Linked DNA regions of Homo sapiens: region 2 is linked to region 1. Evidence: chromatin loops called from intact Hi-C (ENCODE). Cell type or tissue: GM12878. All regions are shown on one strand. Each heading gives the region's core, and the rest is flanking DNA. Links, peaks and the distances in the headings are about the cores only.

What was found. A loop is a pair of places that touch in the nucleus more often than their neighbours do. Peaks named below come from ENCODE experiments on the same cell type or tissue, not always from the same donor. Only the 100,000 strongest peaks of a DNase experiment are listed, where the experiment ranks them.
Region 2: it touches region 1 in a loop (9-fold over the local background); 17 of 110 quality-filtered maps call a loop at or near these places.

What each region holds. Positions count from the first base shown.
Region 1 is chr13:95,618,582-95,631,398 of GRCh38, reverse strand. DZIP1 (DAZ interacting zinc finger protein 1) reads left to right here. Exons shown (of 23, transcript NM_198968.4): 7 at 1,286-1,410; 8 at 6,470-6,631; 9 at 8,919-9,056; 10 at 11,452-11,514. Among named protein-coding and RNA genes, the nearest start is that of DZIP1, 20 kb to the left of the region's middle. In GM12878, for the core only: a CTCF peak has its summit at 7,267 (motif pointing left); no DNase peak of the experiment used is centred there.
Region 2 is chr13:95,975,935-95,988,751 of GRCh38, reverse strand. UGGT2 (UDP-glucose glycoprotein glucosyltransferase 2) reads left to right here. Exons shown (of 39, transcript NM_020121.4): 9 at 2,320-2,419; 10 at 4,888-4,948. Among named protein-coding and RNA genes, the nearest start is that of UGGT2, 71 kb to the left of the region's middle. In GM12878, for the core only: a CTCF peak has its summit at 8,075 (motif pointing right); a DNase peak (open chromatin) is centred at 8,101.

The sequences.
Region 1 (12,817 bases), core at 3,064-11,063:
TTCTCCTGGGTTCAAGTGATTCCGTTGCTTCAGCCTCCCAAGTAGCTGGGACTACGGGCACTCACTACCACACCTGGCTAGTTTTTGTATTTCTTTTTTTTCTTAGTAGGGATTGGGGTTTTGCTGTGTTGCCCAGGCTGGTCTCGAACTCCTGGCCTCAAGTAATTCATCCCCCTTGGACTACCAAAGGGCTAGGAATACAGGCGTGAGCCACTGTGCCCGACCTCATTCTGATCTTAAATGTTCTCAGTATCTAGACGTGGGTACTTGGCTTATATACTCAGTACCTGCATTTCCCTCCAGTTTGGGCCAGGTTGTTTCCATTCTTGCCCATTTCAGTTAAATAGATTACTTAGGAAATAGCTAAGCTTCGTAGAAACAAAAATAACAGCATAATAATCTCATTAATAAGTCTTGAATCACTGATAAAATTTAGCAATATTTTGGAAAGATGAAATATTTTAATTAATCTACCATTCTTCAGCGTGAAACTGACCTTCTTTCTCTTCTGTTTCAGTATCTTATTCTAACTCATACTCGTTTCAGAGAGGGTTTCAGACTCTGAAACGAGTATTATTTCTTCAGGTCATCTTTGAGATTCTGACTTTCTACTTTGGTTTCCATACCTTTCATGTCTACACTCACAGACACATGTACATCCATTCAGTCATGTGTACATCTGCATGTAAGTACATGTACATAAGTATTCTTCCTTTCACTTGTTGCTTCCTTTTACAACTTTTCAGTACCTCACTTCTACCCCAGTTGATAGACTATGGCCCAAGTTTGCATTTTGAATGCCCCCCAAGTCCTCTGCTTGTATTAGCACTGATGGGGTCCTCAGAAGAGTTCAGCGGGCACCTAAAGGATGGTGACCACAGAGATTTCAGTATGGTGGTGCCTGCAGAGGAAGCTGTTGCTTGCCTTCTGTGATTGAGACAGGCACCTCTAAGAAAAGCCCAGAGTGCCACTGGGTCAAAGCACCCTGTATTATTCCTTGTTACCATTATTGCTCCCTGAAGAGGGCTCTCATGTATCTATGTAGGATAATCCAACCTCAACACAGCGGCTGAAAGAATCTGCTAAAAAATAATTCAGTGCCCCAAAATACACTGGGCTCCAAATAAACTAAAGAGCAAAAATTGGCTCATGTGGCATGAAACAAGTAATCGTATCCCAAGTAAGAGGACAGTTTCCTTCGTGTTATCAACAGGACTGTACCCCATAAGTTTCCAGGTACATTTGGTAAGAGATGGTGTTTTAACACGATTTTCTGTTGCAACAGAGTATCAGAAAAATGCACAGATTGAGAAGCTCCGGAGTGAGATCGTCGTATTGAAGGAAGAGCTGCAGCTCACCAGGTCTGAGCTAGAGGCTGCACACCATGCCAGTGCAGTCAGATTCTCCAAGGTACCAGGCAGAATTCTGTGGTATTTTAATTACAATTAACTGTATGTAATTCAATTATGCCATGGACTCTAATAAACAGAGGACACTTAAGAGTTTGTGAATTTGACAAGATGATTGCATTTTTTATTGCCAATCTACTCTTTAGTATCTTACTACAAAGCACATCACTGGAAATATATTTCTCTATTTTTTGAAAGCCTTTTAGAAAATTGGGGTGGAATTCATATAACACACAATTAACTTTCTAAAATTTTGCTTAGAACAGAAGTCTGACACTTCTCATTCTCACTGGGCTAAAGTCAAGGTGTCAGGAGGACCATGTGCCTTGGTAGAGGCTATAGAACAGAATATTTCTTGCTTATTTGGTTGCTGGCAGAGTTCAGTTCCTGGCAGGTGTAGACCAGAGGTCTACACTTTCTTCCAGGCTGTCCATTGAGGGAGGGCTGCTCCTAATTTCCTTGTGAGGCTCCCCATACTCCTGGGCTCCTGACCCTCTTCCTCCATACTCAAAGCCACCAACAGAGGGTTGAGTCTCCCTCATGCTTCCGATCTGTTTCCTTTTTTCTTTTTTCTCATCTATGTGACCCTTGTGTCAGCCCATTGGGTGCTTGGAATGACTTGTTCAGAGATACTCGGGGTGATGAAGGGCCCAAGAGGAAAGAGGCCCATGATTCATTGAGTTCTGACTTCTGTGGGTCACTGTGGGTACACCGTGGGTACCACGTATGCCATTGTTTATCCAACAGAGGGTTGACCTTGGTGTACCTAATGGAGAGAGTAAGGCCATCAAAGAGCATTTATTTCCTTGTGACTGTTGGAGTGACAGTGTGCTTGGCTCTTCCTTGTTTCCCCCATGGGGACAGCAAGTGTGACTTTCTAGGGATAACAGCAGTCATTTCACAGAATCATTGACAGAGGCTTCTGTCTTCCACATGGGCTCACTCTTTCTCTTTCTTTTTAAATTGTAATATACCTATAATGTAAAATTTATGATTTTAACTATTTTTAAGTGTACAGTTCGGTAGTGTTGAGTATATTCACATTGTTATACAGCCAATCTCCAGAACTGTTTTGTATTGAAAAACTGAAACTCTACCCATTAAACAGTGCTCCACTCCCCCCTCCTTCCAGCTACTTTCCCTCTCTGTGATTTTGCCTGCTCTAGATACCTCATATGAATGGAAGCATAGAGTATTTGTCTTTTTGTCATCATTGGCTTATTTTACTCAGCATAATGTCCTCAAAGTTTATCTATGTTGTAGTGTGTGCCAGAATTTCCTTCCTTTTTCAGGCTGAATGATAGTTCATGGTATATGTATGTATACCACATTTTGCTTATTCATCTGTTATTGGACACTTGGGTTGCTTCCACTTCTTAACTATTATGACTGATGCTGCTATGAACAAGGGTATACCAACATCTCTTTTAGACAGTCATTTTACAGTGTACAATCCAGTAGCGTTTAGTGTATTCACAATATTGTGCAACTACCATCTCTCTAGTTTCAAAACTTTCAACACCCCAGAAAAATAACCCATACCCATTAAATAATCACTCCTACTACCCTCATCTCCTGGTAACCACGAATCTTTTTATGTCTATGAATTTTCCTATTCAGTATATATCTTTTAAAAAAAAATATGTACACCACGTGTGGTGGCTCACAACTGTAATCCCAGTATTTTGGGAGGCCAAGATGGGAGGATTGCTCGAGCCCAGGAGTTCAAGACCAGTCTGCGCAACATGGTGAGACCCTGTCTCTACAAAAAATTAAAAAATTAGCTAAGTGTGGTGGCATGCGCTTGTGGTCCCAGCTACTCAGGAGGCTGAGGAGGGAGGAAGATGGCTTGAGTCCAGGAGGTCAAGGCTGCAGTGAGCTGTGTTCACACCGCTGCACCCCATTTGGCTACAGAATGAGACCCCATCTGAAAAAAAAAAAGTAATGTGTGACCTTTTGTGTCTGGCTTTTTTCACTTAGCATGATGTTCTTGAGGTTCATCTAAGTTGTAACATGTATCAGTACTTTGTCGGTCTTGCTAATATTCCATTGTATGTAGGTATGCATAGACAATTTGTTTATCCAGTCATCCATTGAATGACATTTGATTCATTTTCACCTTTTGGCTCTAATGAATAATGCTACTATAAACATTCATGTGGCAGTTTCTATGTGGACATATGTTTTCATTTTTCTTGATTATATACTTAGGAATGGAATTGCTGAGTCATATGGTAATTTTATGTTTAACTTTCTCAGGAACCACCAAACTGTCTTCCACAGTAGCTGTACCATTTTACATTTTCACCAGTAATGTTCTTATTTCTCCACATCCTCACCAATACTTGTTATACTTTTCTGTTTTCTTAATTAAAGCCATCCTATTGGGTGGGTGGGAAGTGGTATCTCATCGGAGTTTGATTTGTATTTCCTTAACAACCAATGATATTGAACATCTCTTCATGTTTATTTTCCATTTGTATATATCTTAGTTGGAGAAATGTCTATTCAAATCCTTTGCCCATTTTTTAATTGGGTTGTTTGCCTTTTTCTTGTTGAGCTGTATGAGTTATTTATATACACTAATAGTTTCATCACTTTAGCTCTATTAGGTCATTGGTCTATTTTGAGTTAATTTTTGCATGTAGATTGAGAGAGGGGCCCAACTTTATACTTTTGCATGTGGTTTATCCAGTTGTCCCAGTGCCAATTTTTCAAGAGACTATTCTTTTTTCATTGAATGTTCCTAACATCCTTGTTGAAGATCAGTTGACCATAGATGTTTGGGTTTATCTCTGGATTCTCAATTCCATTCCCCTAGTCTGTATGTCTGTCTTTATGCCAATATCACACAACTTTGATTACTGTAGCTTTGTAGTAGGCTTTGAAATAGATAAGTGTGCATCTTCCAACTTTGTTTTTCTTTTTCAATATTGTTTTGGTTATTTGTGGCCTCTTACAGTTGCATATGAAATTGAGGATTGGCTTTTCCATTTCTGCAAAGAAGGTTATTGGAATGGGATTACATTGAATCTCTTGATTGCTTAGGAGAGTATTGCCATTTTAACCATATTAAATCTACCAATCCATGAACATGGGATGTCTTTCCATTTATTTAAGTGTTCTTCAATTTTTACAACAAAAATTTTCAGTGTACAAGTCTTTTTCACCTTTTAGGTTACATTTATTTCTAGGTATTTTATTCTTTGGGATGCTATTATAAATGGAATTGTTTTCTTAATTTCTTTCTTGGATTGTTCATTGCTGGTATATAGAAATATAGCTGCTTTTTGCATGTTGACCTTGTACTGTGCAACTTTGCTGAATTTGTTTATTACTTTAGTCGTTTCTTATGGATTCTATGTTATTTTTTTAAAATAGTTGGTAGAATTCACCAGTAAAGCCATCTGGTCTGGGACTTTTCCTTTTTAGGAGGTTGTTGATTACTAACTCTATCCCTTTATTTATTGAAAGTCTATTGAAATTTCCTTTGTATTGGGTCAGTCTGGTCATTTGTGTAGGAATTTGTCTATTTCACCTAGATTATCCAATTTGTTGCTGTACAATTGTTCATTATATTCTCTTACAATCCTTTTAATTTCTCCAAGATTGGTAGTCATGTCCTCACTTTCATTTCTTATTTGGGGTGGCTGAAGGTTTGTCAGTTTTGTTGATCTTTGTAAAGAACCAAATTTTGGCTTCATCTATTCTCTCTGTTGCTTTCCTGTTCTTTGCTTTATCTTTGCTCTAATTTTCATAATTTTTTTCTTTCTGCTGCCTTTGAGTTTGGTTTGTTCATCTTTTTCTAGCTAGGTTATTTATTTAAGATTTTTCTTCTTCTTCTATATTTGTTTTTTGGAGATAGACTCTCTCTCTGTTGCCCAGGCTGGAGTGCAGTGGCACAATCACAGCTCACTGCAGCCTTGACCTCCCAGGTCCAAGTGGTCCTCCCACCTCAGCCTCCTAAGTAGCTGGGATTACAGGCACGTACCACCATACCTGGCTAATTTTTTTTTTTTTTTAATTTTTGGTAGAGATGAGGTCTCACAATGTTTCCCAGGATGGTCTCAAACTCCTGAGATCAAGTGATCGTTCCACCGTGGCCTCCCAAACTGTTGGGACTACAGGCATAGCCATCACACCTGGACCTTTCTTCTTTTTAAATGTAGGCTCTTACAGCTGTAAATTTATTTCTGAGCACTGATTTGGCTGCATCTCATGAATCTTGGTATGTTGTGTTTTCATTTTCATTAACCTCACAGTATCTTCCAATTTCCCTAGTGAGTTTTTCCTTAACCCATTGGTTGTTTAAGAGCACGTTGTTTACTTTCCACGTATTTGCTACTTTTCCAGTTCCCTTCTGTTACTGATTTCTGGCTTAATTCTATTGTGATCAGAGAAGAATCTTTGCATGATTTTGATCTTTTTAAATCTGAGAAACACTTTATGGACTTAAAAAAAGGTCTTCCTGGTAAATATTCCATGTGCACTTGAGAAGAATGTATATTCTGCTATTGTTGGGTACAGAGTTCTGTATATGTGTGTTAGGGCTAGTTGGCATATAGTGTCGTTCAAGTTCTCAATTTAGATTTTAAAAACCCTGAAGGTCATTGAGAAATCAAGTGCTGACCTTGAATTTAGCTCCTGTAAATCTGAATTTGTATTTTCTGGGGGTGGGATGAAGTTACACTATCCAAATTGTTATGGTGCCAACAAATGTTCTTTTATTGCTCAATATATGTTTTCTTTAAAGTATATTTACATTTTATATATTATGGCATGACTTTTATACAAGTTCATAGAACACAAAAAGCTGGAGGCTTTGGGCGTCTGTGTTGGTATTTTAAGGGATGTAAGGACAAGAGGATTCTGTGTGCTGCCTTTAGTTTAGAAAAATCATTGTGCACAGACCTGCCATGATAGGAAATGTTGTTACAAGCCTCACTGAAATAAGCAATACTAGCTAACATTTTTGAAGTGATGCTATGAACTTTTATTTTAAATATTGCTTATTTTCTTCAGACCAGAACTTTTAAAGATGTGTATTAAAATAATTTCAGGAATATGAAATGCAGAAAACAAAAGAGGAAGACTTTTTGAAGTTATTTGACAGGTGGAAAGAAGAAGAAAAGGAGAAACTAGTTGATGAAATGGAAAAAGTCAAGGAGATGTTTATGAAGGAATTTAAAGAATTAACTTCGAAGAATTCAGCATTAGAATATGTAAGTATTAAACCTAGAAGTTCTTATGGTATTGATTGCCTTGAGAGGTGGTGTTAGGATGGCATTAAGGCCAGGGGATCCAGCAGTTACTTTATGTTACCCTCGTGCAGACATTCTTCTCCCTGAGAGTCTTGAGGGAGGCATAGAGGAGACAGAGTGAGTCAGAGATGTTTTGCTGAGAATGGGAGCTTTGGCCTTAAACTTCAGTGCAGAACACTCGTGGTGAGATATAGAAGACCCTCTTCTATGATGGTCCCTCTTTTCTTATCTGGTTAGGTTAGCCTTGAACTGTAAACTCCTCCCTGAGTTTTGGAACTTTCCATTGTCCAGTGGGAAGGGAAAGAAGCAGACCCAGAAAGGCTAAGAACCTTTGCCAGGCTCCCTCCTCAACCCAGGCCCAGGTGGGGTCTCTAAAGCAAGCAAGTTATGGCTAAGTGAGCCCCTCTCCCTTGTGGGAACAGCCCTGGTCCATACAGCCCCAGCCTCATGCATAGATGATACCTGAGCTGCTTCTTTAGAAAGCAGCCAATCAATCAGTGTCCTTCTAAGAATTCTAAGCTCCCTGGTTAGACTTGACCTGAGTCTTCTTTGGGGAAAACGGAGAAAGGAAGGGAGCTGAGCGAAGGTCCTTGAGCTCCCTCTAGGGGCCAACAAGTTTTATAAACGAAAATAGAGATTTTTGGAATTCACCTGAGGGCTTTCCTAAAACTCTTTAAACTCTAGCGTGAGATTTGGCGAATGGCCCATGAACCAAGTCCAGCATACCACCTGTTTTTGAATGGCCTCTGACATAAGAATAGTTTTTACATTTTTACTTTTTATTTTTTTCAAGACAGAGTCTCTCTCTGTTGCCCAGTCTGGAGTGTAGTGGCACAATCTCAGCTCACTGCAACCTCTGCCTCCTGGGTTCAAGTGATTCTCGTGCTTCAGCCTCCTGAGTAGCTGGCGTTACAGGCACATGCCACCACACCCAGCTAATTTTTGTATTTTTAGTAGAGACGGTTTCACCATGTTGGCCAGGATGGTGTCGAACTCCTGGCCTCAAGTGATCCTCCCACTTGGGCCTCCCAAAGTGCTGGGATTACATTTGTGGGCCACTGTGCCCAGCCAGTTTTTAAATTTTTAAAACATTGGAAAAAAAGAAGACTATTTTGTGACACAGGAAAATTTCATTAAAGTTCACATTTCAGTGTCATGAGTGAAGTTTTATTGAAACACAGCCATGTTTGGTAATTTACGCTCTGTCTGTGGCATTTTTGTGTGGGAGCAGTAGAGTTGAATGTTTTGTCTGAGACTTTGTGTTACGAATCTGCATGACTTATAACTGTTGCTATTGACCTTGGCTACCTGGCTGTGGTAGTGTTTGTCAGGTTTCTCCACTGAAGATTTTCTCTTTTTTCCTCCTTTCCCTGCTGTCCTTTCTGAAATGAAGTCACTATGAGCAGCCTACACTGAGGAGAGGAGACGTGCGCTCCCCCATACTTTTGTTTTTGAAGTTAATGTGTTACCTTCTGTGGTTTTCTGAGGGTTTTTGCCATGAGTAACATTGGGAATAATATGAAAAGAAAAGGGTAAAATTAAAAACGTTATGTCCCCAGTGGATTTACTGATGTGGTCCCTGGACAGTGTTGGCCTCTCACTAAACTAGCTTAAGAACCAGGTGCATTCAGTTCTTCTGTTTCTGGTACCTATTAAGTGCCCATAAAAAATTTTAAGCCCCAGCTGGGCCTGGTGGCTCACACCTGTAATCCCAGCACTTTGGGAGGCTGAGGTAGGCAGATTGTTGTGTGAGCCCAGGAGTTTGAGACCAGCCTGGGCAACATGGCAAAACCCTGTCTCTACAAAAAAAATACAAAAATTATCTGGGTGTGGTGGTGCACGCCTGTAGTCCCAGCTACCTAGGAGGCTGAGGTGGAAGGATTGCTTGAACCCAGGGGGTTGAGGCTGCAGTGAGCCATGATCATATCACTGCACTCTAGCCTGGGCAACAGAATGAGACCCTGTCTCCAAAAAAAAAAAAAAAATTAGACTCGTTTAAGATTAGAAAGTTAGATTTTCCTTCCCCTTTTTTCACCCTGTACATATTCTGATAGGAAGACCAGCAAGCAGTAGAAACAAACCAGTAAAACCACAGGGAAGCAGAAGCAGGAGAAGCGTCCAAGAGCGTCCAGGAGCGTCCAAGAGGGCAGTCAGATTTAAAACACAGCTATGTGCTCCCTGATTTTATTCTCTGTTTCCATCTTATGAAAGTCTAACTGTAGTACTGAGCTTGAATTTTATCTTATAGCAACTGTCAGAAATCCAGAAGTCCAATATGCAGATCAAGTCCAACATAGGCACATTAAAAGATGCACACGAGTTTAAAGAAGACCGTTCTCCATATCCCCAGGATTTCCATAATGTCATGCAGCTTCTTGATAGTCAGGTACGTGCAAGTGGGTGACAGCTGCAGTGGATGCCTTCCTTTTTCTTAGTGAAGTAATTTACAGTGAGTGTCATCTGCAGAAAAAGTGTTTGTCTTTTTTAGTAACCCTGAAGGTGACTAGCTGTTATTTTTCTCCTACAGCATGCCTAAATCATAAGAGGTGTTTGTTACATGCTTGCTGTTGGCAAATAGCATACACAACAGTTGGCAGAACTGTTTTGTTTCTTCTCTCCATAAAGTCAATTTGAATTGGTTAGTATAACCTAGCTATTCATTTTTCATCTTTCAGATGTAGCTCTCAATTTCAAAAGGTGTAGAAGGGCATATTGAAGCACCAGATTTAATTTTAGAGTTTAAATATACTGCTAACTGTATTTTTAGTAGAAACGGGGTTTCACCATATTGGCCAGGCTGATCTTGAACTCCTGACCTCAGGTGATCCGCCCACCTCGGCTCAATTAACTGGGCGTGGTAGCAGATGCCTGTAATCCCAGCTTCTCGGAGGGCTGAGGCAGGAGAATTGCTTGAACCCAAGAGGCAGAGGTTGCAGTGAGCTGAGATCACGCCATTGCACTCCAGTCTGGGCAACAAGAGTGATACTCAGTCTCAAAAAATAAATAAATAAATACACACACACACACACACACACACACACACACACACACACACACACACACTGCTAACTGGTCAGCTGATGATCTGTTACATTTATCAAACATAATCACTTTCATTTGGAAGTGACAGCGGTTTAGGGGAACAATTTTTTTAAACTAGGAAGCAAATAGAGATGAGAGCTTATGAATTCAGGATTCTTTTTTAAAAGCCTGGGTCATTCTAAAAAAGGTAAGTAGACTTTGGAAACAGGGACCACTGCTTCTTGCTTCAGTGCTCACATGTTTCCTCCCTGACCCAAATCTACCTGCTCCACTGCAGTCAGGCTGACCATGTCCCTGTCCTGTCTGAAGTCCTTCAGTGACCCTTATTCCGGACTTCCTACCAGCACGCAGGGTCCTTCGGATTCTGGGCCCTGGGCCATCTTTCTCTGTTCTTTGCTTTCCTGGCACTCCAGCGGCCCAGCAGCCCATGCCTCTCAGAACATGCCCTTCTGTCTTTTTCCTCGGTTCTGGCTGCTTTCCTGCCTGTCCTGCAGCTCCCAGTTTTCGGGACCTGTCTTTTACTCATTCTTTAGTATTCAGCCAGGGGGGCAGGTACCGCTTTCAGAAAGTTCTCCTGAGCCTCTAGGCTATAGCATTTCTGTAGTCCCTAAGTGGGATCTGATGACATACACATTATATGTGGATTCTCCATGGCTGTGTCTACTCGCCTCCCGTGCAGAGCAGGGCCTGTCTTTTTATCTTCTTTTAGCCTGCCAGTGGCCATCCAGTGAGGTGCCTGGTATATGGTAGGAAACCAGGAGCTGTGTCCTGAACTGAACTGTTGACAGTTGCTTCCAGCAGGCTGTAGACTACAGCTGGTCGCTCATGAACTGAAGGATGTGGCTCTAAAATCCTAAGGTCCCACCTAAATTTCTTCTGTTTCTGTCCTGTGAGTTGTGTTGTCAGTTCAGAACCCATGGCCTCAGAAACCTTGGTGTTTCCTTTTGGCCTCTTAGGTTGGCAAACTAGCACCTCCTTTTGCAAATAAAGTGTTACTGGCTATGTCCCAGTAACATTTTATGAGTGCTAGTTCATTTACATCTTATCCATGGCTGTTGTCCCAATACAGTTGTGGAATGACACAGCTGTATTGTGTTGTGTTGTGACCAAGTTGTCTGGCCCCCAGAGCCTATGATATTTACTGTTAGCTCCTTACTAAAAAATTTTTCCTGACCCCTGCCTTATGGTAAAAGATTAAAACCAGATGCAAATGTATTTAAGCATTTTTGACTGTGTATATTCTAAAAAATACCAGCTGTATTAGTCTGTTCTAATACTACTGTAAAGAATTACCTAAGACTGGGTAATTTATAAAGAAAAGAGGTTTAATTGACTCACAGTTCCATAGGCTGTACAGGAGGCATGGCTGGAGAGGCCTCAGGAAACTTATAATCATTGGCAGAAGGACAAAGGGGAACCAAGCACGTCTTAAGATGATGGAGCAGGAAAGAGTGAAGAGGGAAGTGCTACACACTTCTAAACAACCAGATCTTGTGAGAACTCACTATCATGAGAACAGCAAGGGGGAAGTCCACCCCCATGATTCAATCATCTCCCACCAGGCCCTTCCTTCAACACATGAGATTTGAGTGGGGACCGAGAGCCAAACTGTTTCACTAGCTAAAATTTTACCAGATAGATAGTTGGGTTTCATAGGTATTCACTAAAAAGGAAGCTCCCATATTGCATAGATCTCATTGTTACAGTTGTACATAAATTATTCTTTTATTCTTTTGTAGGAAAGCAAATGGACAGCTCGAGTTCAAGCTATTCATCAAGAACACAAGAAAGAGAAGGGTCGGGTAAGGTTAAGAAACCAGTGGCCTAAAGTGGGCCATTTTTTAAAGAAATATTTGCTTTCCTTTTTAATAAACATAATATTTGTCCACTTAATAACATTTGGGGAGAAATGTGTAGCAAAATTAAAATTACCTATAATTCTAACACCAAAATAACCACTGCTACTACTTTCTTATAATTTGTTTTCTTTTTTTTTTTTCTCATGAAACTTTTTTAATGGGTCTCAAAATTCTGTGACAAATTTTTGGTCAAGTTGTTCCCATTAAAAAGTACTGATTTTAAAAACTAATAACTTAAAACTGCCACACACAAAAAAGAAAACCAAAGTGGTCCACAAAACATTCTCCTTTCCTTCTGAAGGTTTTACGATGCATTGGTATCATTAACCAGTCTTTTACTACTAAACTTAAATGGCCAATTGAAACAAGCAGTTCTGAGACCATTCTTCCACCACTGATTAAGAGTAGGTTGGCAGGTATTAGGGATAATATTCATTTAGCCTTCAGAGCTTTCTGGGCAGACTTGGTGACCTTGCCAGCTCCAGCAGCCTTCTTGTCCACTGCTTCAGTTTTCTTGTATGCATTTCTGTAAGTGTAGAACCTCATATATACATAGTTTTACAACATTCGAATTATGTTTTGTAGGTTTGTACACTTTTCACTTTATATATCATAGACCTTTCCTAAGTTTTAAAGTATTCTTCAAAATCATGACTTTTAATGACTTTCATGATGATCTTATTGGATGTATCATAAGTGACTTAATCATTTCTTCATTGTCAAATACATGTTTCTGATTTTTTTGTATCACAGAACTGCAATGTAAGTAATTTTTTAAAAAGGCAAGAACTGTTTACATTAAAATCGCTTTAATGAAAACAAACTTTAATTATGACACTGATTCTCTTTCACCTGAGTACATCAGAAATTTAAGTGTTAAAATGTGTTTACACTAGTGCAAAACATCTAAAGTAGATGTATTTGAGAAGGTCTTAAAATAGGAAAACTTCTGTTTATTTTTTCACTTGAAATTGTGTTTTGTACCTTAGTATTTCTTGTAAATCTTTTCTGAATGGAAAAAATGTTTCCTCTTTTGCACATTTTCTAATATTACCTTTCTTAGTAGAATATTAAACGACAAAAGATCATATAATATGTATGTGTATAATTGCAAGGATGAAGTGTGTTCAGATGATCAAAAAATTTATCAGCTTATATTTCTCCAAAGTGGAACAAATACTGAGGAAGACGGGGAGAGAAAAAGAAACTGGGAACAATACTAGAGCCAAACTAAAGCAAACAAAAA
Region 2 (12,817 bases), core at 3,304-11,303, 360 kb before region 1:
AAATTATAGCAGAATGTGCAAGACACAATCTATTAAGTTTTATAACTTCTGCTATTCTTTACCTACCTAATACAAATGTTGTATCAACTAAGCCCTGTATCATTAGAAAATCAATATATCAATAGAAAAATCATTCAGCAGAATGAGATTCAAGGCCATTGTTATGATAGATTTACTGTAAAGAATCTACCTCTTTGAACTGATAGAATCTATTCTCCCTGGACCCTTCTGGTGTACAGTTTCCTATTTAATGTCTCATCTAGACCTCATGCTTAGACCTCCTTTTATTATACCACAGCCCTTGTGACTGTTCTTTCACTTGACATCATGATAACACTAAACTGAGGTAGTAGTTTCAAATTCATTCTCAATAAGGTTACTGAGATAATCTTTCTAAAATGAAAATCTGATTTTGGCCTTGTGTCAAATCAGCCAGGCTTTATCACTTGTACATCCCTGATCAAATAGTGGCCTTACATTAGTCCCCACAGGAAAATGTTGGCACACACAAACTAAAAAGTTTAATAAAGGGACTTTTTACAGAGACAGGCATGATTGAGGGAAACCAACAAGGAATGGATTATTCGATTCCAGTATTTGCAACTAGATGGAAACATTTTCTACCCCTAATCTTGAGGGAGCAAGAGGAGAGAGTGGTTACCAAAACCTGGAGAGTGTGTCGAGAGAGCTGCTTGACACAGCAGTAGTACCCCGAGGGACTGTCCTCTGTGTATCAAGGAAGGGATCTGGGTAGTAACTATTCCACTCCTTACTCTTTTCTTGCTTACTGATCCCATATTAGTTACTTGGATTGGCTGAATCTAACTAGAAATCTGAGGGCAAGGGAGCTTATTGATGCAGTTCAGATAGGCCAGCCTTTTGGGGGCCCGGAGCAGGAAAGAGTGGATGCGGGGGGCAAACAAAGTATGCAGTCCTCTTCTCTGAGAAAGTTCTGTTTTTCCAAGGTAAATACTTCTGGAGAGACTTCGAATGTAAGAAGGGGTTGATAGGACTAGCTAGCCAAGTCATTTGCATCATTAAGGACTGATTTCATGCACATCCATTAAAAGTATTAAGTTTAAACCCCTTAGCATGGTTTGTGAAGCTCTTGTCTAAGTTCTAATAGAGCTTATATTCCTAAATCCATAATTTCAGATAGTCTCTTTCTAGTATCTTCAATTATTTTTAGATCCTTTTTTATGTCTCTATTTTAGCACTTTTTAAAAAGTATAATTATGTTTTAAGCCTCCTTCAAAATGTTCTCTAAGGGGCCTTTGCATAATTTAGAAAAGTATAAGTGATGGGGTGTTTTTGAAGGCCTTTAAGCAAAGAGTATGCATAGTCAGCTTAGTTCTAGTTGACTCCCTAATGTCTGTGTAAGATGTATTTCAATGGACTAAAAGCAAGAAATCTAGGTAGACATTACTGAAATAGTGATAGAAGGCATATAAATATTTAGAAGGTGAAAAGGAGTCAAAGATAATTCTAGGATTTCTAGCTTGAGCCTGAGTAGAGAGAATATATAAAACATGTAAGCAGACTTTGGGGCTGAATATGGGACTCAGAAATAATGAGACTAGTGTTGAAAGGTTGATTTAAAGTCATTGTAAGATATCCAGATGGTTAGGTTCAGTGGTGGGGTGAGTATCCTGTCCTTAAGCTAAAGGAGAAACAATCTGCCTCACTGTTGAGGTAGGTAATGAAAGAATTTAGTTTTAAATCTTTTCTGACTCTTGACAAAGTAATAATACTAAGATGAATTCTTCTGACATGTTTGAAACTAACCACAGTTAGCAACACACATTTTTCTTTTTATAGGATTGTCATATCAGATAAAATAATACTAAGTTTAGGATTTTATTTCAGCACAAAGGTAAAACAATGTTGAAAGAGAAATTGAATGTTTCTATTTACTGAGTTAAACACAGTGGAGCTTTCTTAGAGGTCTTTTCAGAATTGGCTCTTTAAAGCTCTTTTTACTCCTCTTCATTATTCTTTTGACTTTTTGTCATATGTTTCATTTAAGTATAGAAAAAGCTTTGCGAGAGCATTTCTTTTCATATATCTCTCTCGAAATTATACTGTAATTTGTGGAAACAAGAGGTATTAAATAGTCATTCATAAAAGTATAAAGCTTATATTTGGAAATAAGTGATAACTTTACATTTAAAACTTTTTAAAAATGCAGATGTAACAGTATTAACATGTTTGTATACTAATACTTGGCAAGAAGAATTGAGTCAAGTATTTCAATTTCATGGAAATGTCTATAAAGGTCTAATATTATGCTAGATTCCTTAATAATATTTTTCCTTCCAGATCTTAGTTTTCAAGCAGCTTCTCAAATAATGTCCGCTCCAGTTTATGATTCCATTAAATTAATGAAAGACATTTCACAGAACTTCCCCATAAAAGCCAGGTATGTTAAAGTTTATAGGTTTCATTGCAGCTATAACTCTTTCTATTAAATGAGTTTTATGAAAATAGCTGATTTCATTTAACATGAAGGTGTCAATTAGTTCTAGTATATATAGCTTTTGTGAAATCAGGGCCTTTTCAATATATATATATTTTTTGATTAGAGCAAAATATTGGCTTGTGCATACATGTGTGTATGCACTGTAAGGTAGAACTCTTGTTAGAGGCAAATAGGAAAAAAAGTCCTAAAAAATTTTCTAAAATCATGCATAGTAATCTAAGGAAAAACTTGTTTAAGCAATAAATAATGAAGGAGTGTTTTTTCTTTCCCTTATGGAGGATGATAAAAAGTATTACTCTAAGTAGGAGGTCTATGCCCAAAGTACTGCCAAATCATATTCTTACCCTTTCAGAGTCCAAATGATTGGTAATGTCTTAATTGGATGAATATTGTGTGGAGTACTTTTTTGCCAAGAGGATGTCTCGTTGAACTGCTTCCATGAATACTGATGTTACATTAAACATATATTCCATTTCAATAGGAAATACATTTGCATAGCTTAAAGAGACCGGTGCATGCAATGCAAGTTACCACGTATTATGAGAATTTGCTATATAACACAACTTTGATGCAATTGTATTCTGGTTAGGGATGACAGAGTATAAAATTAGCAACAAGTAAAATATGAGTTAGCTTATACTAAAGAGATAAAATATGTGACAAGTCGCAGTGCATGGGCAACAATGGTGTTTTACTGAGAGGAATTGGAGAGCAGTCTACTAGCTTAGCATACCTTCCTAAGCATAGAATGATTGCTATGCCTCTTATTGTCCCAAACACTATTTTGTACATTTATTCATCATACAGATTACAGAATCTTCAATATATGTATTCTTTAATTTTGAAAGTAAATAAATAGTACATGGTTGGCTACAAGATACCAAGGATTTTTTGGTGGTACCTTGAAATAAAGGAGTTTGTTTCCTTATTTACAGATTAAGAATGAATATATTGATATGCCTCTTTCAGTCAACTTTAAATGTCAAGAATTTGAGAAGTCGTCATTTATATAATAAAACATGAAATATATATGGGTGTGTATAAATGTCATATCTGTTTAGCCATAATATTTTAATTAATGGCCGTTATAAAAATTATTAGATCAAATACAAATAAAGTAAAATAACTTTAGTCTTGATCAGACAGTTGATTAGCTCTATTGATGCTAAGTCAGTATAACTGTTCAGAGGTTCTGATGCAAAACTCTGCTGTTAATCTGTAATTAAGAAAAAATTATAAAATATGCTAACATTGCTTAATGGCTAAATTGTAGGCTTGAGCATATCTCTAAAACCACTTGGTAGACAATCTGTAAATGTTTGTTGAAATGAAATATTTGCTAAATAAATGAAAAATTTGCCTTATTAAATTTTTAATTGTAATTTCTCACAATGCTGCCAAACTTTAGGAAATAATATATACTTATTGTGGGCTGTTTCAAGGTACACCTTTCTACTTGAGTTTTCCTTAAAGCAGAACTTTGCATTAACAATCTTTTAATTTTTTAATTCTATTTATAAAATTTGTAAAAGCTAGTCATGTTTAGGAATTATCAAGTTGAATACAGTCCATAGGAACTGTATTTTGAACACTTCTGCTGTCTTTAAATTATAAGTGAATTATAAACTCTTCAAGAGTGAATAGGCTGGGTGCAATGGCTCGCACCTATAATTTCAGCACTTTGGGAGGTGGCAGTAGGAGGGTCACTTGAGGCCAGGAGTTTTAGACCAACCCGGGCAACATAGGAAGACTCCATCTCTAGAAGAAAATTGAAAAATTAGCTGGATGTGGTGGTGTGTACCTGTAGTCCTATCTAATTGAGAGGCTGAGGCAGGAGAATCACTTGAGCCCAGGAACCCGAGACTACAGTGAGTTGTGATCATGCCACTGCAGTCCTGCTGGGTAGAAGAGTGAGACTCTGTCTCTAAAAAAATGTTTTTAATAAACAAATTGAAAAAATTGAAAGAGTGAGTGATGTAAAGCCATGATTTCAGTTTTTTAGAACATTTCTACTCTGGTAGGTTCCCAGGTTAACTAAAAAATTCTTCATGTACGTATATTCATGTACTTATACATTGGTAATTTCATACAAAATTTCTCTATTGGGCAAAATAACGCAAAACAGCTTTTTCAATGAAGTGTTTTCAAAAAATAAGTCATAGTAAATGATGACAATCCATACTGCATACAGCTAGTACACATGAAATTTTGAGAACCTCCATTCCACTTGAACCAAATACTTTTGTCAAATGAAAGCTAAATTAGGCCATATGGAAATGTATACTTTTCAGTCACAAAGGATTTGGAGTTTTTAGCTTCTTATCCAAAGTATTAGATTACATTGGGTTATATAGATCAGTTCTAAACATTTAAGGAAGGATCAATTATATTAGTATTCATTTTTCCAGATCTCTAACCAGAATTGCTGTAAATCAACATATGAGAGAAGAAATAAAGGAAAATCAAAAGGTTTGTTTGAATTCCTTTTTTAAAACATTTACCCAACTAATATCACTGTTTCTGACTTTGGATCTTCAATATTCATACAAAAAAGGAAATAGTAATTTGTGCTTTTTTGATTATTAAAACAGTCTGGGTTCTTCTATTTTTATACTGTGGACTATATGAGCATTTAATCAGCCAATCTTTTCTGACATACCTTCTACTTATTTCACAGTATATTCCAGAATTTCTTCCGAGGTAGTATGGTTTTCTTCATAGGATAAAGAATAAAGGCTGTGAGTTAATTATTCTGTTTCTTGTAATTAGTTTTGCTTAAAAGCTTGTGAAGACTGAGTCAGTGTTAGACCACTGGAACGGTAGAATCCTATAGCAGATAGAATACAATTTATCAGTGGTTTGATAAGATTCTGCCAAATGGTATCTTAAATTATCCATAGACCCCAAATAATTCTAGTTGTGTTAATATTTGTAAAGTGCTTACACCACTGCCTGGCTTTATTACATAGGACCGGTTTGGCTTTAAGTAGTATCATACCAGACTCACAGGGCCCTAAACACTAGGAGTTCATTTTTCTCACTTCTTACCTGTATTTAAAGCCAAAAGAGGCAGGGTGGATGGTACCAACCACATTTATCCTCACTAAAGCCTTCTTGGAACATTTTAGCAGACTGGTTTCTATCTCATTGGTGAGGATTTTGCCATGTGGCCACCTTAGGCTGCGCGGGAAGCTAGAAAAGCTAGTGTTTACTTTTCTAATAACGAAGCAAAGGAGAAGTGGCCTGGGTATGGTGCTAACTTAGCCAGCCAGCAGTGCCCATCATACTGAGACAGAGTGAGCTGTCAACAAATGTCAGCTGTTTTGATGACAACTACAATGATGGTAATGAAGAAAAAGATGCATAGTTCATTGGAGAACAGGTGTTAGGAACCACAACACATCATTCCTACCTGGGACATTCTTTGCCTCATTGACCACCTTACAAATTCCTGTGTATCCTTCAAAACGGATTTGTGGTATTGGTCCATTCTATGATGTTCCTAATTGTTCTTACCATTCTTCATGCAGAATGGATTGTTTTCTTATGACACACAAAGGAGTGGGTTTGGGAGTGGAGGCTTAATACGCAAAAGAAAGAGAAAGGAGAACAGCTCTCTCTCTCTTATGAGAGAGAGGGGCACCTGAATGGGAATTCGGGCTGCCTACAGAGTGCACTGGATTTTACAAATAGGCTTGAGGAGGCGGTGTCTGATTTACATAGGGCCCACAAATTGGTTGGAGCAGGTATGATGTTTTACATAATGCATGGGGAAGGCTGACCACTCCACCCTATTATGCATATGGGCTTTCCACTTGGCTGCTGCCATGTTATCTGCTTCTTACTGTACATGTGGACTGGAAAGAAGGGAAGATGGAGCTGCCGTTTTGAACATGCCTGGTCCCAGGTAACCTGTTCCTACTGGCACAATGCCAGCATTTACCTATGCAAGCTTCTAGCTTGCTTGCCTGTGTCTGCAGCTCGATTTTACAGGCTGTTCTTTGTTAGAAAATAAAATGATTTGGGGGCGGCTTTTCATTAAAAGGAAAACCTTACCGAGGACTCACTATCTGCCTAAATAATTTCTTCCTAACTGCTATATCAGAACCATGCTGGCAACCTGAGTATGCCAGCTTACTCAGGGCCACTATGGCCATCACCTTATCTACCTGTCAGCCATTTGGAATTGGCAGTGAAAGAGTTTTGAAATGAGCTTTGACTGCAGAGCAAGAAATCTTGAATTTAGTAAACTAAATAATCATGACACTGCAGATAGTCTTCTTGATCACCTACTACTTCCAGAGAACACTGAAAAGAGAAAGACAAGGATGATAATGTCTTTCATGTAACTAATCTAGGCTAAATGGGTATTTGGACTAGCAGTCCATGTTACCCACTAGCTCATGAGATGTGGGAGAAGTAATTAAAGAAACTGAAGTTCCAACCTTGGGGAAGAGGGTGGTTGTGATGAGAAGGTAAGAAAATCTTGGACTATTCATTGCAATTGCATTGCACACGGATTGGACACGAGAAAGCCCTGGAAATGTGTTTCTGTTACAGCATCTCATCCATACAAACCGAAAAGTACATTTCCTGCAAAACATGTAAACAAAATGTTCACCGAAAAAAGAAGTAATAATGGTCTTTTTTTCTTCTTCTTCTCATGCTGCAGTTTATTTACACCAGGTCAATTGCTCTGGTGTAAATTACACTTTTTAAGGATTTACTTAAGAAATTTGAAGGATTTTCCTCTGGGTCTGGGACTAAACTAAAACAAAAGTGTCTTTTTTTTTTTTTTTTTTTTTTTTTGAGACGGAGTCTCGCTCTGTCGCCCAGGCTGGAGTGCAGTGGCGCGACCTCGGCTCACTGCAAGCTCCGCCTCCCGGGTTCACGCCATTCTCCTGCCTCAGCCTCCCGAGTAGCCGGGACCACAGGCGCGCGCCACCACGCCCGGCTAATTTTTTGTATTTTTAGTAGAGGCGGGGTTTCACCGCGTTAGCCAGGATGGTCTCGATCTCCTGACCTCATGATCCGCCCGCCTCTGCCTCCCAAAGTGCTGGGATTACAGGCGTGAGCCACCGCGCCCGGCCAACAAAAGTGTCTTAAGCATAATTTTTCTCACTTGGGGGTACTGCAGAGCTCCTGGCTTTACTTAAGGAGATAAAGAGGATATGACCTTCGAGTAGAGGAGATAAGAAACATTTAGTTTAAAATAAATACATAAATAAAAGAAACATCCTGCCCACAAATATAAAAGGAAACAGGAAGAATCTTTGAGATGGAGTCTTGCTCTGTCACCCAGGCTGGAGTGCAGTGGCATGATCTTGGCTCACTGCAGCCTCTGCCTCCCGGGTTCCAGCAATTCTCCTGCCTCAGCCTCCTTGGGTAGCTGGGATTACAGGTACACGCCACCACACCCGGCTAATTTTTGTATTTTTAGTAGAGACAGGGTTTCGCCATGTTGGCCAGGCTGGTCACGAACTCCTGACCTCAGGTAATCTGCCCCGCCTTGGCCTCCCAAGAATCTTGATTCCAAAGCGACATCCAGCTCTGAAGAGCACACACTGTGGATGCTGGGCTGCTCCATCTTCCCACTAGAGGGCGCAAAGGCTTTAGTTAAAAACCAAGCCAAACCCAAACCATCTACTTTGATCAGTTGTTTGTTTTAATTTCAGTAGGTTTTTTGGGAACAGATGGTGTTTAGTTACATCAATAAGTTATTTAGTGGTGATTTCTGAGATTTTGGTGCACCCATCACCTGAACAGTGTACCTGGTACCCAATGTGTAGTCTTTGATCTCTTGCCACCCCCCGCCCTTTCCCCCGAGTCCCCAAAGTCCAATGTATCATTCTTATGTCTTTGCATCCTCAAAGCTTAGCTCCCACATATGAGTGAGAACATATGATGTTTGGTTTTCCATTCCTGAGTTACTTCAGTTAGAATGATAGTCTTCGATTCCATCCAGGTTGCACAAATGCCATTTCATTCCTTTTTATGGCTGAGTAGTATTCCGTGGTATGTATAGGGTATTTGGGCTGATTCCATATTTTTGCAATTGCATATTGTTCTGCTATAAACATGCATATGCAAGTATCTTTTTCATATAATGACTTCCCCCCCACCCCTCTGGGCAGTTACCTAGTAGTGGGATTGCTAGATCAAATGGTAGATCTGCTTTTACGAATCTCCACATTGTTTTCCATAGTGATTGTACTAGTTTACATTCCCACCAACATTGTAAAAGTGTTCCCTTTTCACCACATCCGTGCCAACATCTGTTACTTTTTGGTTTTTTAAATTATACCCATTCTTGTAGGAGTGAGGTGGTATTGCATTGTGGTTTTGATTTGCATTTCTCTGATACTTAGTGATGTTGAGCATTTTTCCATATGCTTGTTGCCCACTTGTATATCTTCTTTTGAGAATTGTCTAATTCATGTTCTTAGCCCACTTTTTGATGGGATTTTTTTTTCTTGCTGATTTGAGTTCTGTGTAGATTCTGGATATTAGTCCTTTTTCGGATGTGTAGATTGTGAAGATTTTCTCCCACTCTGGGCTGTCTGCTAACTCTGCTGTCCTTTTTAATTTAAGGTCTTTAAATACATAATAACAATCTTTCCTTACTCATAATAAGAAGAATACAGATCAGAATTAAACTGAGAAAGAAAGATTTCAAAAAGTTGGCAGGGCATTCTGTAAGCAAGTCTGTATTTTTTTTTTTTTTGCGTAAGAGACCAGGGGAAATGAGAATATATATTTACCTATTCTAGTTTTTGCATGAAGAAATACTAGAGGATGGAGAAGAAACTTTGGGAGAAAATTTTGCCTATAAGAGCCAGGGATGAAACGGGTGAAGGGTGCCAGGATTGGCATAATTCTTCTAGTGTAGCTTTTTATATAGTTTTTGACTTGGGACTCAAGCAAAGATTATTCAAAAACTATGACTATGCTCAAGTTGTATAACTGAATTTGAGTTTGGTTTTATTTAGGAGACAACTGCTTTAACTCCAAAGTACAGCAAATTTCCTTTGGAAGTTCATAATTGTTGTTAATTTGCTGTGAGTGGCCAGAATCTGCTTTTGGTGATTTTAAATTGTCAACCCAACATACGTCTTTGTTGTTTATTGCAAGAATTGTTATAGTCCATGACATTTTTTATTTGCTTCAAAATAAAATGAGGATATGATCAGGTGGTCAGGTAACTTTTTATGATTCAGCAGAGTGGAACAAATAATTTCAATTACATAATTGCTTAATGAACCAAATGCAGATACTTGAATTAACTAAAATGCAGATATTCAAATAAAGGATTGCACCTTACCCAAATAAAAGTTGATGTTGCTTCTAATTATTTCTAACTACTTTGTGTGAGAATTATACAGAGTTCTGGAGACATTACCTATATTAGAACATCATCTCTCAAAACTACATCTGTAAATCATACTTTTTAAGTCTTATCTTGTCTTATTCCTTATTCTGAAAATGACAACATTTCTATTAAGATTTATATCTGATTTGACTTCAAATTTTAATCGTAAAGAATGAAACTAGACCCCCATCTCTCACCATATACGAAAATCAAATCAATAGGGGTTAAAGACTTAAATGTGAGACCTGAAACTGTGAAACTGCTAGAAGAAAACATTGGGGAAATGCTTTAGGACATTGGTCTATGCAAAAATTTCTTGAGTAAGAACTGAAAAGCACAGGCAACCAAAGCAATTTGGACAAATGGGATCATATCAAGATAAAAATGTTCTGTACAGAGAAGGAAGCAGTCAACAAAGTGAAGAGAAAATCTACAGAATGGGACAGAGTATTTTCAGATTATTCAACAGTCAAGGGATTGATAACCAGAATATATAAGGAGCTCAAACAACAGCAAAACAATGAATAATCTAATTTTAAAATAGGCAAAAAATTTGAATAGGCATTTCTCAAAAGAAGGCATACAGATGGCCAACAGTGATGCTCACCATCACTAATCGTCAGGGAAATGCAAATCAAAACCACAATGAGATAGTGTCTCACGTGTTAAAATGACTTTTTTCTTTTTTGTAAGTTTGCTCTTTTTTTAATTTTAATTTTACTTTAAGTTCTGGGATACATATGCAGAACATGCGGGTTTGTTACGTAGGTACACTTGTGCCATGGTGGTTTGCTGCCCCTATCAACCCATCATCTAGGTTTTGAGCCCTGCATACTTTAGGTATTTGTCCTAATGCTCTCTCTCCCCTTGCCCCCTACCCCCTGGCAGGCCACATGTGTCCATGTGTTCTCATTGTTCATCTCCCACTTATGAGTGAGAACATGCAGTGTTTCACTTTCTGTTCCTATGTTAGTTTGCTGAGAATGATGGCTTCTAGCTTCATCCATGTCCCTGCAAAGGACATGAACTCATTCTTTTCTATGACTGCATAGTATTCCATGGTGTACATGTGCCACATTTTCTTTATCCAGTCTATCATTGATGAGCATTTGGGTTGGTTCCAAGTCTTTGCTGTTGTAAATAATGCTGCAATAAACATACGTGTGCATTTGTCTTTATGGTAGAATGATTTATAATCCTTTGGGTATATACCCACTAATGGGACTGCTGGGTCAAATGGTATTTCTGGTTCTAGATTCTTGAGGAATCGACACTGTCTTCTACAATGGTTTAACTAATTTAAATTCCCATCAATAGTGTAAAAGCATTCCTGTTTCTCCACATCCTCTCCAGCATCTGTTGTTTCCTGACTTTTTAATGATCACCATTCTAACTGGCATGAGATGGTATCTCATTGTGGTTTTGATTTGCATTTCTCTAGTGATAATGAACTTTTTTTCTTATGTTTGTTGGCTGCATAGATGTCCTCTTTTGAGAAGTGTCTGTTCATATCCTTCGCCCACTTTCTGATGGAGTTGTTTGTTTTTTCTTGTAAATTTGTTTAAGTTCCTTGTAGATTCTGGATATTAGACCTTTGTCAGATGGGTAGATTGCAAAGACTTTCTCCCATTCTGTAGGTTGCCTGTTCACTCTGATGATAGTTTCTTTTGCTGTGCAGAAGCTCTGTAGTTTGATTAGATCCCATTAGTCAATTTTGGCTTTTGTTGGAATTGCTTTTTGGTATTTTAGTCATGAAGTCTTTGCCCATGCCTGTGTCCTGAATGATATTGCCTAAGTTTTCTTCTAGGATTTTTATGGTTTTAGGTTTTACATGTAAGTCTTTAATCTATCTTGAGTTAGTTTTTGTATAAGGTGTAAGGAAGGGGTCCAGTTTCTGTTTTCTGCATATGGCTAGCCAGTTTTCCTAGCACCATTTATTAAATAGGGAATCCTTTCCTCATTGCTTGTTTTTGTCAGGTTTGTCGAAGATCAGATGGTTGTAGATGTGTGGTGTTGTTTCTGAGACCTCTGTTTTCTTCCTTTGATCTATGTATCTGTTTTGGTACCAGTACCATGCGGTTTTAGTTACTGTAGCCTTGTAGTATAGTTTGAAGTCAGCGTGATGCCTCCAGCTATGTTGTTTTTGCTTTGGATTGTCTTGGCTATACGGGCTCTTTTCTGGTTCCATATGAAATTTAAAGTAGTTTTTTCTAATTCTGTGAAGAAAGTTGATGGTAGCTTGATGGGAATAGCATTGAATCCATAAATTACTTTGGACAGTATGGAAAATGGCTTTTTTCTAAAACAAAAAAAATAACAGATTCTGGGAAGGATACAGAGAAAGGGGAACCCTTGTGCACTGTTGGTGGGAATGTACATTAGTAAAGCCACAATGGAAAACAGTAGTATAGAGGTTCACAAAAAAAATGAAAAATAGAATTACCATATGATCCAGGAATCCCACTGCTGGATATATACCCAAAAGTAAGGAAATTAGTATATCAAAGAGATATCTGCACTGCCATGTTTATTAAAACACTATTCACAATAGCTAAAATATGGATTCAAGCTAGGTGTCCATTAATGGATGGGTGGATAAAGGAAATTTGGTACATAGACACAATGGAATATTATTTAGTCATAAAAAAGAAATCCTGTCATCTTTAGCAACAATAGAGGACATTATGTTAAGTGAAATAAGCCATACACAGAAAGACATACTACAAGTTATTACTCATATGTGAGAGCTAAAAACACTGATCTCATGGAGGTAGAGAGTAGAACGATGGTTATTGGAGGCTGGGGAAAATGAGGAGGGGTTGGTTAATGGGTGCAAAAATACAGTCAGGAATAAGATCTATTCATTAGCATAATAGGGTGATTATGCTTAACATTAATTTATTGTATACTTTAACTGGAAGAGTGGATTTGGAATGTCCCCTACATTAAGAAATGGTAAATATTTGAGA